Regions from separate parts of the Mus musculus genome. Here region 1 is linked to region 2. A link is a loop called in an ENCODE intact Hi-C map of the cell type or tissue named here. Cell type or tissue: gastrocnemius. All regions are shown on one strand.

Region 1 (8,000 bases), 150 kb before region 2:
CAGGGTCACAGGCTGAGCTGAACAGAATGGGACCTGAAGTCATCGTGGGTGTTTCAGTAATGAGCCCACCCTTCCCAGACTGCCCTGGGTGGGTCACAACAATTGCTTATAAAGAGGTCACAGGCAGAGAGAAAGGGGGTCTCACACCCAGCCAACATCTGTTGACCATGGTGGCCAATAAAACAGACACTTGGGGACCAACAAAGCTCAAGGCAGATGCTCACATCTGAGACAGTAACTTCTAAGGTCCCTTTAGAGACCCTTCGATCAATTTTTGGGAGCTACAGTTGATCGGCCCGGGCATTTTGAGGTAGGGACTCCACTAGCTAGCTTGGAGCTGGGGTTCTAGTCAGAATCCACGAACAGCATACAATGCTTCCTCAGATGCCTGCCACCCAAAGCCTTGCAGCACACACGGCACACGCAGCACACAGATGCAAGCAACAGTGGCCCCGAATCACACAGTGGCTGCAATGCCAGGCAGAGAGCGGGGACCCCAGCAGCTCTGGAGAGGAAAGTCTTACAGGCAGTGCTTAGCAGCATCCCTCGGCAGAGAGGGCAGAGAGGAAAAGCCACACCCGCCTTCCCATCTGCCTGAGAACCAGCCATTAGAGCCATTAGGGAGCACACCGGCCTTAGCAGATGCATAGAGAAAAGACCCTCCTGTTAAAACCCCCTAGACCTGAATTGGGGGACGAAGAGTGCAAAACCCCATCCAACCCTAGCCCAAAGTCCCTTAAGAGGCACAAGTTCCCAATAAGCCAGAGATCTAGCACTCCTTAGGGCTCTGTGGGCCACTTGTAGCCCCTGATGTCAGAGAGTTAAAAGGCAAACTCTGATTTGAGAGTCCCTGGGAGGAAAGTCCCTGGTATCTGTGATGTCAACCAGCTCTCAAAGACTAAAGCTGCTGTTGGGTGGCACAAGTCTGCCATCTCCACCTCCTGCAGGTCCCTCTCAGGTCCCCAGCAAGAAGGTGGGAGGGAGCTAGGCATAGTGGTGCCCACACCTTTAATTCCTGCACTAGGAACTTTGTGTTCAAGGCCAGGCTAGTCTACATAGAGAAATCTTGTCTCAAAAAAACAAAGAAGAGGAAAGGGGGCAGGGGAGGAGGGGGGACGGCCCTGGGTGATGAGGAAGGACCATAACATGCCTAAGGCATCGATTCTCCATGTCACCATCTGGAGCAGCAGAGTCTGACACACCCTAATCTCCATGGAGAAGTGACTTAGGGCGTTGGGGAGTCTGTGGTGTATCACCTCCTCTCTAAGGGGGCATAGAATACCCCCTCCGAAGACAGGAAACCGTCACAGGCCTGCATGGGCTGTCTCTCCAGCCTGCAGGCACCAGGAAATCTTCTTAGGCTTCAAGAATCCTGCCCCAACTCTGACCTGGCTTTGTAAGTCCTCAGGTTTGTCCCATTGGTCCCCAACAGGTACCAGGCACTCATAGAAACAAAAAAGGTTTCTCTTTCTCTCTCCCTCCCCCTCTCCCTCTCTTTCTCTTTACAAAGATAGGGTCTCGTGGAGCCCATGCTGACCTCAGGCTTCTAAGCAGCAGATAGCAGTCTTGAACTTCTGACCCTCTTGCCTTCACCAGCCCAGCGCTGGCATTAGAGCTGCGCACCGCCAGACTTGGTTTACGAGGTGCTAAGGATCAGAGCCTCACGCACTCTGGGTAAGCACTCTACCAACTGAGCCACATCCGGAGTCCTTCTCATCAATCTTAAACTGTATCATACCCAGTATCTCCTCCTAGACCATAAAGGTTCACCTGGGTCAGGTCTTCCTGGTCTCTTAGTATCCTTCCTATGACCTATGACAACGCTCAACAGGGTCTGAAGAAGTCTGCTTTATAGGGCTGGAGAGATGGCTCAGTGGTTAAGAGCACTGACTACTCTTCCAGAGGTCCTGAGTTCAATTCCCAGCAACCACATGGTGGCTCACAACCATCTGTAATGGGATCTGACGCCCTCTTCTGGTGTGTGTCTTAAGACTGCTGCAGTGTACTTATTTATAATAATAAATAAATCTTTGGGCCGGAGTGAGCAGAGACTGAGCAAGCGGGCTTAACCGGACCAACGGGAGCGAACAGAGATCCTAAATTCAATTTCCAACAGCCACATGAAGGCTCACAACCATCTCAATGTACTTGTATACATAAAATAAATCTTTAAAAAGAGAGAGATTGACATTTAAAGGGTGATTAAACTATTTTTTAAAAAAAGAATTCTGCATTATGGTTGGCGAGCATTAAGGTCCTTCCTGTGACCTATCCTGAGAAGTCCTGGGTCCAGGCAGTTGGGCTTGGTCACCACAAAGCTGAGTGAAGGCTTTCTGAACTATACTAGCTAGCACACCTCTCCCAGGGGGCTCCTGAGACCTAGGAACAGGCAGGAATACTGTAAGCCTTACCAGGTAGTCCATGGGTGCAGCTGGAGCTAGTCACTAACCCCAGCCAGCTTGTGCCCCACCCCACCCCCATATCTAAAGGGAGCCAGCCGGTCACCTCTGGTCAAGCAGGACCCTTCAGCTTTGCCTACAGAATCTCAGACTCCGCATGGAACGCGAGAGGAGCAGGGACGGAGCAGGAGAAGGAGAACCAGATCTCCAGCCCAGAGGCTCCTCGTGTAACACACGGGAGAAAGGAGGCTGCGTGAGGTAGAGACAGCTGGAAAGCACACGCCTGGCCAGAGCAGCTCTGATGCGGCCATCGCTCACACACCACCATCACCTGTCCACTCCCAGGGCAAATGGCACTGTGTGGGTCTAAGGATGTACCTGGCAGGGCAGGAGAGCTATGTTGAATGAGCCCAGGATCCACTGTACCCATTTAGCTGGGTTAAGAAGAAATCTAAAAACCGGCCTGAGCCCATGAACATCATGAGCACTTGACCTAGTCTGTACAGAAATGCAGGGGGCAGGGGGAGCGCCTGTCTCCAGTCCAGGTCCTCTGTGGCCAAACAGCGGATCCCAGGTCACTTCCTAGCTCAGGATAACCCAATGATCTTACTGATCATGCATTCGCTCGCTATTACTGGAAATGGATGGTCCCCAGACAGGGGTCTAGTGCCTGGTCCTCACCACCCACATCCCTTCCTGAAAGAGTCCAGACTTTGAGAAACGTCCCCCAAGCTCCTCACCTTGGGCTGGAAGGACCCTCGGTGCTTAGTGGGCTCGGCCTCCGGTTTGGTCTCCTCCCCAGAGTCCTCGCTGTAGCTCTCAAACTCACTAGAGCTCCAGCCTAGGTCCTCGGTCTCACGCGGTGCTCCTGCACGATGCACATCCTCGTAAACGAGGCCCCGCTCGGCCCCTGCCAGCCAGCAACAATCTGGTGAGTCCGAGGCCCCAGCCACCCAGATCTGGAACCCCAATAGGTAAGGCATAGGAAAGGGAGGGAAGACGGAGCAAGTGTGCTGGTCTGGCCCCAGACTCAGTTCCTCTTCCTCAGAGACTATGCCAGCATGTCCCTCACCTCTCTATAGGAGAAGGGCCTGAAAAACCAGGAACACAAGAGAAATACGCTCGACATGGAGGACTCCTTAATTCCCTCTTAACACATCCCTCTGAGAACAAGATCACTCTCAGCCTCTTTGGCATTTTTTACGAAAGAAGAGAGGAACCATCAGAATCAAATCCAACTGGAGCCCTGAAAGATTTCTAATGCATCAATGGGAAGACACAGGAAGGGGCGGGACTTCCTCAACCATCCCATGTGGTCCATGCGGTCCCTCTGGGTCTGCAAGCGTCCAGGAGGGGGCGCACCCGGCCTAGAATCCAGGAGGAACTCTCCTCGATTTCAAAGACAGCAGAAAATGCTTTTGAATGGAGGAATGGGGACAATGACTTGAGTGTCCTCTCTCTAGAGGAGCAGAACCCAACTGGGCACGTGGGGGGAAGGGGGGTATGCCTCAGGAACTGTCAGGCTTGCTTTTTGAATGTAGCGCTCTCCTGAGGACCTGAGGCTTGCCAATTTGACCAGGCGGGCTAGCCTGAGGTATCTCTTATGTGGGCTCTGGGGATCAAACTTAAAGCCTCCTGCTTGGTAGCAAGCACTTTGCCTCCCGTCATGGGGAGGTTATTTTTATGCCAAGATCTAATGTCTCTAGGGACAGACCAGCAGACCACATTGGATGTGACCTTGAAGGAGGGGCTGGCTGTGCTGTTTCTACATTGGATATGCCGGCAGCTGTTGCCCATGGAAATGACTTCAGATACTGAGGATGCCCAGAGGAAGATGCACTGTGCCACCTGAGGACGGCAAAGACCAGGGCAGGGTCATCAGCTGCTTGTATATCTGCAGTTTGTGAAAGCTGGGGACAGAAGGAGAGGAAGAGGACCCCACCACCACCACCTAAGCATGGCTCTCCCTTCCCAACCTAGAGAAAGGCCAGGAAAAGAGCCACAAGAGGCCATACCGGGCTGATGGGCGTCTGGGCTCTCACAGGGGACGTCGTCATAAATCACATCTTCCTCCAGGGCAGGGAAAGTGAAGCGGTCAACTGTAACGGAGGGGAGAAAGGTCACCCACAGGGGTATACGGTGGCCGCCATGGAGGACCGACCAGCTGGCAGCCATCCGGGTGTCCTGACTTTCATCATTGCGGATACAATTCACAGCTTTCCTCTAGCCCACTCCCCCCTTCTCAGTGCCCGCCACAGACCCCACCTTGCCTCTCTCCCTGCTACATAGACCTTTATCTTGACCACAGCACCTGCAGAGAATCCATACACTGATGCTAGCCCCAGGACGGGCAGAGTGGGGGTTGGGAAATCTAGCCTGACCTGAGCCCTGGACCTCCTAGAAAGACTCTAACCTCTAAGGGATGTCTTCCTGAGTCCTGCAGCATCCAGAGCCTGGCCAGCCTTTGTCTCTCATACCCTCTTCCTCCTCCCATGCATCCCACGCTCCAGTGGGTTGAGACTGACCCTCCTCTGGAACACCACGACTCTGACTCCTCCCCTCCTGGATGGTGGTGACAGTCCTCAATGGCCCCTCCCTTTCTCTTCTGTCTTCCTCTCACCCACCCCCTGAAGAGATGAGCCCCAAATGCCACATCAAGTCCTTTGGCAGAGGTCCTCGGGGGAGCTGGAGAGATGGCAGCCTGCTTCACCCCTAAATGCACCATTCTAACTTGAGGCACTTGGAGCATCCCCTGGAGCCAGGCATCCCCTGGACACTGGCTCTTCCAGAAGCTGCTGTTCTGTAAGGGGCTTCTCCTCCCAGAGCGCCTGTCCCAGTCACCAGGGAGCTCACTCTGACCAACCTCTTGGCAGAGCCTCTGAGAGCAGATGGACAGCTGGATTAACGATCTAGGGCTCTGGAGAACAGTGAGCGGGTACTCCATCACAGACAGCCACCAAGTCTGTGGCAACCCTCCCTTGGGCTCTCAAGCATGAGTGCCAGCTCTTAGCCTGGAGACTAAGAGACCATCTTGGTTCTCCTTGCTGGGAGTGGAGGGGGCAACTTACTTCGACGTGAGCTCTTCCGCTTCCAGCTGGAGCGCCGGACCCCAGAGATCGCTGCGCCCACCGCATCCCCATTGCTGACCACAGTGGGTGCCCTGCAGAGAGATGGCTCAGTGAAAACTTCAGCCTCCTTACCAGACTGGAAGGATGTGGAGGGTGGCCAAATGGTTCGGGCCTCAGGTCAACTAAGTTGGCTAGCCTTCAAGAAAGAAGTAAGCCTCGGCTCTGATTCAGGACTGGTTGTTACAAATTGCAATGTTTCTACTGCGCATTTTCCTTGATCTTACAGAAATACTTTGTTTTGGGCTGGAGAGATGGCTCAGAGGTTAAGAGCACTGACTGTTCTTCCAGAGGTCCTGAGTTCAATTCCCAGCAACCACAGGGTGGCTCACAACCATCTGTAATGAGATCTGACACCCTTTTCTGGTGTGTCTGAAGACAGCTACTGTGTACTTACATATAATAAAGAAATAAATCTTAGAAAAAAAAGAAAGAAAGACTCTGTTTCATTATAGAAAGCAGATTTACTCCAATCCTCATTCCATAGCCTGTAAGTCCCAAACTATTCTGTCTTTAAGATTGGATTATATATTTGAATGTATGATTTTAAAAATCGTTGAGTTGAATTTCATTTAAATAAAATCATGAGATGAATTCTGACCTGGGGTAATCTTTTCACAGTCCCTGAAAGGCTTTAAATGTCCTTCTGCTGTTTTGTACTAGATATCTTTGTGAGACAGAGGAGCGTTCTCAGCACTAATGAATATAAAATCAAAACGGCTGACCTGGGACTCAAACTCGGGCCTGTGTGCTGCTACATCCAACATTTAACAGAGATTTAAACCTTTATGGACAGTTAAACAAGCACGCCCACCTCATCAGTATGCAAATTTGTTTTTGTCTTTACAAAAAGTGTTTTAAAATAAATGTCTTAAGGATCTATCGTTACTTAAATTCGTGGTTTGTATACCTATTTTATATATCCATGTATCTGAGGTTGGATATAAGTTTCTTAGATTAAAAAGAGGTCACAGTTTGGGAAAAGTTTAAGGAGTTTTATCCCAGTCTCTGGGCTGGGAACAGACTCCCTCAGTTACTGAGATCACTGGGCTAACTGGAGGACAGCGGGACACCAGCCTGTCTGCTGTGAGGACAGTGTTCTCCCACTATTCAGAAGCAGAGGTGGGAGGCAGGCGAGATGGCTCAGTAGGTAAAGACACTTGCTGCCAAGTCTAAGGGCCTGAGTTTGATTCCCAGGACCCACGGAGTGGAAGGTGTTGGCTTACAGACAATTCTCTAGACTCCTCCCAACAGTGACCTAGCAACAGTTACATCATCTCATCATCACCTGCCACCATTACTCCCTGCACCGTTGCTCGCTACCCCCTCCCTCCTTCTCTCTCTCTCTCTCTCTCTCTCTCTCTCTCTCCCTCTCTCTCTCTCTCTCTCTCTCTCTCCTTTCTCTGCCTCTTCCCCCTTTCCACACTACTGCTCCCCTCCCTTCCTCCACAATAAACTTTCCTTATGTCAGGTCTGTTGCATGGTGTGCTTTCTCAGGGGGACACCTGGGCATGGACCCACCAGGTACCTCCTTACCTGCCGCTGCCGCCGCATTATGTTTCATAACAGAAGGAAAGATCCAACCTTATGTTATCCTTCAGACACACACACATGCACACATACACACACACATACACACCAAACTCACACACACACACACATGCACATGTATACACACACACAAAATAAATAAATAAATAAATAAATAAATAAATAAATAAATAAATAAATAAATAACATTTTAAGAACATTTTATTTTGTTTTTGTTTTGTTTTGTAGGCTTTCTCTGTGTAGCCCTGGCTGTCCTGGAACTCACTCTGTAGACCAGGCTGGCCTCAAACTCAGAAATCTGCCTGCCTCTGCCTCCCAAGTGCTGGGATGAAAGGTGTGTGCCACCACCGCCCGGCTTTAAGAACATTTTTAAAGCTGAGGCTTGCATTTAAATCTTCACACACACCTCGGGCCCACAGGGCCTACCCTACCCAACTTGCTGTGGTGGTTTGAATGAGAATGGCCTTAAAAGATAGGTTCATGTGTTTGCATGCTTAGTCCCCAACTAATGAGTGTCAGGAAAGAGTTAGGAAGTTTGACCTTGTTGAAAAAGGTATGTCACTGGAGACAGGCTTTGAGGGTTCAGAAGACCATGCCAGGCCCAGTTTCTTTATCTGCTGCTGCCTATGAATCAGGATCTGGTTCTCAGCTGCTGCTCCAGCACCTGCCTGCCATGAGGATAAGAGCCTGACCCTCTGAGACTGAAAGCGAGGCCCCAGTCAGCAAGGCCCCCAGTCAAACGCTTTCTTACGTAAGACTCGCCTCGTTTATGGTGTCTCTTCACAACAACAGAATAGTGACTAAGACAGAAGTTGTGAACAGGACCGGGAGCGTTGCTGTGACAGGCCTGACCATGCCACTGCTTGGTGGTAGAATGTGGACTTTGGGACTTTGGACTGGAAATGCAGTTGAACGTTTTAAGTGG
Region 2 (8,000 bases):
GGGTAGGAGGATCGTGGGAGTTCGAGGCCAGCCTGGTTTACAAAGGGAGTTCTAGGATGGCCAGGGCTACACAGAGAAACCCCGTCTCAAAACCCAACAAAAGCAGTTGTCGCTCACTAAAGTCGTTTGCCCTGGCTTGGAGCTGGCTCTGTAGCTCAGGTTAGGACCTCCAACTGCTGACCCTCCTCCTGGTTAATTGGGCTTAATAGGTATGCACTGCTCAGCTCAGGGTACAACACTGGTTCTGGCCCGACTCAAGGTACAGTGCTTACCCAAGTGAGCCACTCGCTGAAGGAAACTGCCTTCCGCCGACACATAGATGGGCAGGTTCCGCCCACTCACCATCCCTTAACTGCCTCTCTCTCCCTGCCCACAGACAGCTGCAGCTGGGTCTGCCTTGGGTAGGCAGGCCTGTTGCCAATGGCCTTCAGCTAGGCTTGCCAGCTTCCACATTGAGATCACCTGGGTAGGTTAAAGGTTACCCCTCTCCCCTCCATGGCTCACCTTGTCTTCATCCACAGTGGGGCTGGGCGCCACCATCCTCACCAATGCCACTGTGGGATGGTTCATTGACCTCCAGACCACAGTGTCCTCTTTGCCAGCGATGACGGAGCTAGAGATGTGGATCAAGATCCTGGGGGAACCACGGATGGTGAAAGACTTGCACTTGTCTGGTGCACACCTGGTTTGAAGGAGACAATACAGGTTAGAAGACTCACCAACCGATGAGGCGACAGGGTTCCAGGACAGCCCCCGATCTGGAGTCTGCATCCATCTTACGGAATTGAGGAGAGTTGTCAGTGAAGCTTGTGGGGGGGGGGGCGGGCGCTAACGTCTTCAGCCTCTCTTACCATCTCGACCCCCAGGACCTCCACGCCTTTGATGGATGTCCCACCCCAACCTCCCGCTCCCCCAAAGCCTCCTTGTGAGGATCACATCTTCATTTTACATACAAGCCTCAGCTTCACAGTCATGGAGTGAGCAGATGCCAGAACCGTAAGACACAACCCCCGCCTACTCAAGGACACCTTCGAAGCTAACAGGGATCTTGCAAGAGGCAGAGAAAGCTGTAAGTCAGTATCCCGAGCTGGGATGGGAGGGCTCTCAGAGACCAAGCCAGATTTCCTTGGGGTCGGTCAGTTCAGCTGAGAGCGCTAACCTCGGACTTCTGGGCACAGGGACTCTGCCCAGACCCTCCCTTCTCATTACCCCTACAGACACCCGCTAAGCCTTACTTGCTGATGTCCAAGGTGATTTCCATGCCTACCATGCAGAGGGCATGGGTGGGATTGACCAGAGACAGGCTGAGTGAGTTCTGAAAAGACATGGCTGGGCTTACCAAGCTAGCCACTGTCAGCAGTCCTTACCCACCAGAGTAATTGCCTAGGACGGTGGGGCTTCCTGGCCTTCCTCTTTAGTAGAGGTAAGGACCACCCCAGCCCGCCCCCTTGTTAAGGGTTCACAGGTGAGCCTGGAGGAGGAGGAAGAGGAGAAGGAGGTAGGGGGAAGGGTGAAGGGAGAGATCCTTCTACTCAGCATCAAAGTTTTAGCAGCTGCTGCCTGTAGACCCTGCAGCCCTAGGAAATTGGAGTCTAACAGCTTGGGGCTCTGCCCTTCCCACTGGTCTGGGTGCTACATCTCAAGATTATGGGGGAGTCTTGGTTCTAGGACAGTAGCTCTCAACCTGTTTTGGCCTCAAGGCTGGGATGGTGGTGGTGTCACACATCAGATATCCTGCATATTATGATTCATAACAGTAGCAAAATCACAGTTATGAGGTAGCAACGAAATAAGCTTATGGTTGGGGGTCACCACCTGTATTAAAGGGTTGCAGCACTAAGAAGGTTGAGGACCACTGTTCTAGGATGTGTGCTTCTTGGCAGCTAGTGGGGGTACTTGGTAAAGTGCTATGCTCACAGAAGTGTCAGGAAGCTATAGCTAGCTCTGCAAATCCCTGATCCTGGCAGGCAATCTGCATCCTTTTCCCGGGTGATAACGATGATAAGCCAGTCAGTCACAGCTGTGTCTCTTGTTAGCATCAGGGCGGGTAGGGTGGGGGATGGGCAGCAGGAGCTGGTGCATGGGCTAGACCTGTGCAGCCTGGCTTACAGCTGTTATCCCTTTAGGCTGACCTCTGACCTTCACATGTGCACTGTGGTGTGAGAACACACACACACACACACACGAAGCAGAAAGGAAATTGTATATCTACTGTGCAGTTCAAAACTGCTAAAATGGGGGGGGTCAGCATTCTCGTGCCCTGTGGAGTCGCTGAGATGACACATACATCTTTGAGGTTCATGGTCTCTTCAGTATTGGCATTCCTAGATCAGACTACAAAGCCACACATGGTAGTCCCTGCCTGTCACCTGTTCAGCACCCACACTGAGGCAGGAGGATTTCTGTGAGTTTGAGACCAGCCTGGGTTTCAGAATGATGCTCTGTTTCAAAAAGCCGCCAAATTCTGTATTGCATTCCATAGTATATGTATGTGTTGTCAGGGGGGAAAAAAAGATCCAGCTGAGGTAGGCTAGCCTGTGATTACCGAGTGACTTCAAGTCTAGATTGGTCAATTTAACAAGACTGTGCCAATGTTCTGAAAAGGGGATAGGTGGGAGCATAGCTCCTTGGTAGAGAACTATCTGCCTCCACGTCCCTGTTATTTGCTCATTAAGAGCCGAGCATGGTGGCTCACGTCTGCAATCCCAGAACTGGGTAGATGGAGGCAGGAGGAACAAGAATAGGGAGCCAGCCTAGGTTAATTAAGGAGATTCTGTATGGAAACTTCATATTTCCCAGAAGACCTTGGTGCAGGGCACAGCCTAGAGAGAGCAGCCTCCATTACTCTCTTTCTCCATTCTACTGGCCTCTCAGAGAAGGAGCTAGCTCCCAGCCGCCTCAGAGGTGCATACCTGCATCCACGCACCCAGGAGGCTCAAGCGGGAAGATGGTTACAAGTCTGAGGGCAGCCTTGGCTAAAAAAGGAGTTTCAGACAGACTAGGGCTTCTAGGAAGACCCTGTCTCAATCAATCAATCAATCAATCAATCAATCAATCAATCAATCAATCCGAAGCTGGAAGAGGCAGAGAGGAGCTCTCTTGGGGGACCTGGAGAGGGAAGGGAACAGCCACCCAGCTACTCAGCTTCCCGCCAAGTAAAATTGCTTTGGTCCCAGTATGAGAAACTGGGTCCCTTCCTGGGGTTTAGGAACACCTGGTCTGTGGAACACCTGGTCTGTGGCATTTACCACGTCTGTCTCAGAGCACTCTTAGGCAGTCTCTGAGGGAGGGGGATGAAGGGAATTTTTGGCTTGATGAGGTTAAAGAAAAGTCAGGACTGGCCAGGTAGCTCAGTGGGTTAAAGACGTTCACCACTGAGCCCGATGTGCAGAGCACGCATGGTGGAAGGAGGAAAGTGAGTCTCACAAGCTGTCCTCTGATCTCCACATGTGCACTGTGGTCTCTCTCTCTCTCTCTCTCTCTCTCTCTCTCTCTCTCTCTCTCTCTCTCTCTCTCTCTCTCTCACAGTAGGGCATGGTGGCCACACTTCTAGTCCCAGTACTTGGGAGGCAAAGGCAAGTAGCATGTGTGACACACCAGCGCCACCCAGTGCATGCCTGTGGCAGTCAAAGGACAGCTTTGTAGAGGCAGGTCTCTCTCCCCACCTTTACTCAGGTCCTGGGGACCAGCCTTGGCTCACCATTGGTTTCATGGCAAGTGCCTTTCCCCACTGAGCCATCTCACTGGCCTGAGGAACGTGTTTCTATTTACTCATTTTAATTAAACGTTAATTAATTGTCTCTGGATCTCACTGTGTAGACCTGTTAGCCTGAACTCAATATATAGACCAGCTTGGTCTTGAATTCACAGAGATCCACCTGCCTCTGTCTCCGGAGGGTGGGAGTTAAGGGTGTGTGTCATCACCTTAGGCTCCAAGGAATTTGTGTGTGTGTGGGGGGGGTTGTTTGTTTGTTTGTTTGTTTGTTTGTTTTTTGAGACAGGGTTTCTCCGTGTAGCCCTGGCTGTCCTGGAACTCACTCTGTAGATTAGGCTGGCCTCGAACTCAGAAATCTGCCTGCCTCTGCCTCCCGAGTTATACCTAAGTACACTGTAGCTGTCTTCAGATGCACCAGAAGAGAGCGTCACAGATAGTTGTGAGCCACCATGTGGTTACTGGGATTTGAACTCAGGAACTTTGGAAGAGCAGTCGGTGCTCTTAACCACTGAGCCATCTCACAAGCCCTTTTTTTTTCTTAAGATTTATTTATTATATGTAAGTACACTGTAGCTGTCTTCAGACACGCCAGAAAAGGGAGTCAGATCTCGTTACAGATGGTTGTGAGCCACCATGTGGTTGCTGGGATTTGAACTCATGACCTGCAGTCAATGCTCTTACCCGCTGAGCCATCTTGCCAGCCGTGGTTTGTTTTTTTTTTTTAATTTTTATTAAATATATATAAAGAGAGAGACACATACGGCAGAGTAAATAAGTCAAAAGAGCTGCCAGCCATAGTTGAAGCTTTTTCACCTCATTGGTGCTTTGAAATTGATTCCAATGTGCTTTGCGGAGGGTGGGGCTGGGGGTGTGGAACTCCGTGGTAAACTAAAGATACAAAACTACATCTTTATTGCAGCATCTCTAAGCAGAGCTGAGCTTGCTATGCAAGGACCATTTGAGGACACACAGAGATGGGACAGGAGCCAGATGTGGGTGAAGCAAACATGTCACAGCAGGGACAGTGGCCACCTCTGTGGAAGCCCAACCATCCCCAGATCTCTTGCTGCACCTCGCTGCGGGGTGGGGGTGGGGGTGGGGAGCAGCCACCTCTGGCCAGGACAGTCCTCGAGGGAGGCTGCCTGGGGTAGTGACTCAGGGCACCATGTGCCACCACTTGAAGGTGAAGGGCTTCCTGCGCACATTGGTGCCACAGTGAACCTCCCCGTTGTACACGTGGTAGGTGTAGAAGTCGTTGATGAAGGTGCAGTGCAGACCCAGCGGCTCCAGGTGGGAACGCACCTCCTCCTCCAGGCAGCAGTGGCCATCGATGATGGGCCCAAAGGGCTTGGGGATGCCCAGGTACTTGCCCAGGACCAGCATGTTCACCTGCGGGAGGGTGGGGCCAGATCAGAGGCAACAGCTGTAGGGTAGGTAGGGCCTACAGGTCTCTGGACTAAGACTGGTTCTTTTTCCCTTTTGCATCTCTCTTTCCCCCTCCCTCCCTCTCTCTCCTGCCCTTCCTCCCCTTTTTCTCTCTTCCCTTCATTCCTTTTCCCCTCACTCCTTCTCCCCCTCCCCTCCTTCTCTTTCTCCCCTTCCCTTCCCCTCCTTTCCCCTTCCCTTTCCCCCTCCCTTTCCCCCTCCCTCTCCTCCTATTCCCTCTCCCCTCCCCTCCCCCTCCCTCCTCCTGCCCCTCTCCTCACTCCTTCTCCCCCTCCTCTCCTCCTCCCCACAGTGTTTTTGTGTGTGCCTTGCGGGGTGGGTGCACCCAGAGCCTCTTGTGTGCTCTTCAGTGTATTCCTTTGAGGCCAGGTCTCTCTCCCTGGACTTGCCTGCAAGCCTCTGTCTCTGTGTCCCTCAGAGCAGGGATTTACAGGCATGTGGGTGGCACATGTGGGTGACACCCAGCTTGTTACTGTGGTGCTGGAATCTGAACTCTGGCCGTCAGAGTTCCATAGCAAGTGCTCTTAGCCACTAAGCCACCCGGCTGTACCCCACCCTCGAGTTTTCCGTTTATTTTTGTCTGCGTCTGCCAGGTGCGTGCAGGTGTCTCAAGGAATCCAGGAGACACCTAGATCCTCTAGGCTGAGGTTGTGGGCGGTTGGAGGGCCATTCAATGTGAGTGCTAGGAATCGAACTGGGGTCCTTGAGAGGAGCATCAAGGACTCTGACTGCTTAGCCATCCCTCCAGCCCGCACAGCTCTTTTTGGTGACTTGGTCTCTTGTAGCCAAGGCTGACTCTGAACCCCAGACTCTTCTGCCTTCACCTCTCATGTGGTGGACACACTGTACACTGCGTGTGTGCCTCTAACAAGTGTCCTGTGGGTAAAGGGCCACGAGCTGTTTGAGCTCACTTAGAACGCATCACAGTGAACTGTGATCCCTGGGCCTCGGGCACTATGTTCAGGGAGAGAGGGAGACCGGTTTCCCTACTCAATGGAGTCTTCTGTCATAGCTCAATACATGGAGGAGGAGACACCTCAATGGCTAGAGTGGAGCTGCTGCCTTGGAACCCCAGAGCTCCAGGGAGCCCGGTTTGGAAACGACTGTGCCAAGAAACATCACCAGCTCCTTAGATCTAGGTAATTCTCCACCCAGTACTCAGGTGTCCTTTGGAGGAGGCTGGTAAAAAAGGCAGGGGGAGGTAGGAAGACACGTGGCAGTCACAGTTAAGTAACAAAGGTCAAATCTGGCCCTGCTCTGGGTCCTGTTTCACAGGGGCCCCCTTCCTGGCAGCGAATGCCACCGCAGAACACTTTGTCTATGGCCCGTGTCTGCTGGTCCCCTTAACGCAGTATGGGAGACAAGAAGCAGCAGGGTAGAGCTGGTTTTGAAACCAGACCCTGGCTTTGCCATCCCTTGCCTGCTGTGTGTTTTTGTGTTAGACACCTAATTTCTCTGAGCCTGCCTCTGGAAGGCAAAGCCACGAGAGAGGGCACTCCTGACATTGTGTGAGGCTCAGAAGAGGCTCTGGGTGCCGAGAGGGCTATGTGAGCCTCAAAGGGCGCACGGAAGTGCCACCTGGACCTGCCTTATGCCTGGCCAGGCTGTGTCCTGCAGTTTAGGAGGTCATTTGAGTCAGAGGGAGTCAGGCGGTGGCTGTCACCTCCTTACCATGTTTGGGAAGAAGGCCTGGGCCTTAGAGTTCCCTCTGGAGTTCCCCGCGAGCTTGAAGAGCTGCGGAATGTCGATGATGTCACCCTCTGCCAGGCCCAGCTCCCGCTTCAGCACCGCCCGGTTCCAGTCGATACAGCTCTGGTAGGGAGGCCAAGGGGGTGCGTTAGGGGAGGAGACAGTGTGGGATAGCAGCAGGGATCGGTAAGAACTGGGGGTTCAGGATCTCAGGGACCTCACAAGCTCCCCTCCTGTGCTCTGCCTGGGCTTCTGACCCTGGGCTGGTAGCCAGTGCTGTTGTGAGCAGCCCTGAGAGCCCCGCCCTACCCCATGCACCCGCTGCAGCGTCTCCAGGACACCCAGGCTGCGTACCTCCACATAGGCATTCTGGTCTCTTAATTTCTTGTTGGACAGAATTTCATTGATTGTCTGCCTTTTCCCTGTGGTGGAGAAAGAGAGAAAACGATGGACCCCACTCGGGAGGCAGGCTACCCTCCGGTGCCGCCATTCCTTCAATGGGTGGATATATTCTTGCTCCCTGAAAGGCCCCCATCTCCAAAGGGACCCAGTTTGTTTTAGAGAAGTGGTTAGGGAAATGTTGTCTTGAATGATAATTCTTAGCATCTTCCAGCACCGGAATTGGCACAGAGTCAAACCAGTCGGGACGGCTGGGTGACCCCACTGAGCCTCATGTGACAGGGAACGAATGCGGAGGGTGACCTTCAAACAGGACAAAGCCCCAAGTGGCAGAGAAGACAAGCTGCTTCCCGAGACAGGATCCCGGCACAGTCAACCAATTAGGCCAACAAAACCCATTCCAGTGCCAGCCCTTGATCCAGCCACACCAACTGGGGAGGCCTCTGCACCAATCAACAAGACTGCTATGTCAATGTCCCTGGGAGGTGACACTGGACACCTGGATCAGACCCCTGGCTCAGGAGTGGCTTAGAAATGGACAGCTTTCTGGTGGTCTGCACTGTTTCCAATCCCAAGGCATTCGCCCTTGGTCTCAGAGCCTACTTATTAATATTTTTATTTTTTAATATTTTTATTTTATGTGCATTGGTGTTTTGCCTGCATGTGTGTCTGGGTGAGGGTGTCAGATCTTGGAATTACAGATGGTTGTGAGCTGCCATGTGGGCGCTGGGAATTGAACTTGGGTCTTCTG

The links. Peaks named below come from ENCODE experiments on the same cell type or tissue, not always from the same donor. Only the 100,000 strongest peaks of a DNase experiment are listed, where the experiment ranks them.
Region 1: a loop joins it to region 2, with 2.1 times the contacts of the local background. A loop is called at or near these places in 4 of 42 quality-filtered maps.

What each region holds. Positions count from the first base shown.
Region 1 is chr4:140,588,679-140,596,678 of GRCm38, forward strand. Arhgef10l (Rho guanine nucleotide exchange factor (GEF) 10-like) reads right to left here. Exons shown (of 29, transcript NM_001290803.1): 5 at 5,468-5,559; 6 at 4,415-4,498; 7 at 3,140-3,309. Among named protein-coding and RNA genes, the nearest start is that of Gm42335, 12 kb to the right of the region's middle. In gastrocnemius, a CTCF peak has its summit at 3,752 (motif pointing right); DNase peaks (open chromatin) are centred at 3,759, 5,346 and 5,579; H3K27ac peaks cover 696 bases.
Region 2 is chr4:140,741,254-140,749,253 of GRCm38, forward strand. Padi6 (peptidyl arginine deiminase, type VI) reads right to left here and starts at 1,390. Exons shown (of 16, transcript NM_153106.2): 1 at 1,236-1,390; 2 at 505-682. The coding sequence starts at 1,327. Padi4 (peptidyl arginine deiminase, type IV) reads right to left here. Exons shown (of 16, transcript NM_011061.2): 14 at 7,205-7,272; 15 at 6,833-6,973; 16 at 4,255-5,104. The coding sequence ends at 4,871. In gastrocnemius, a CTCF peak has its summit at 3,614; DNase peaks (open chromatin) are centred at 3,608 and 7,507.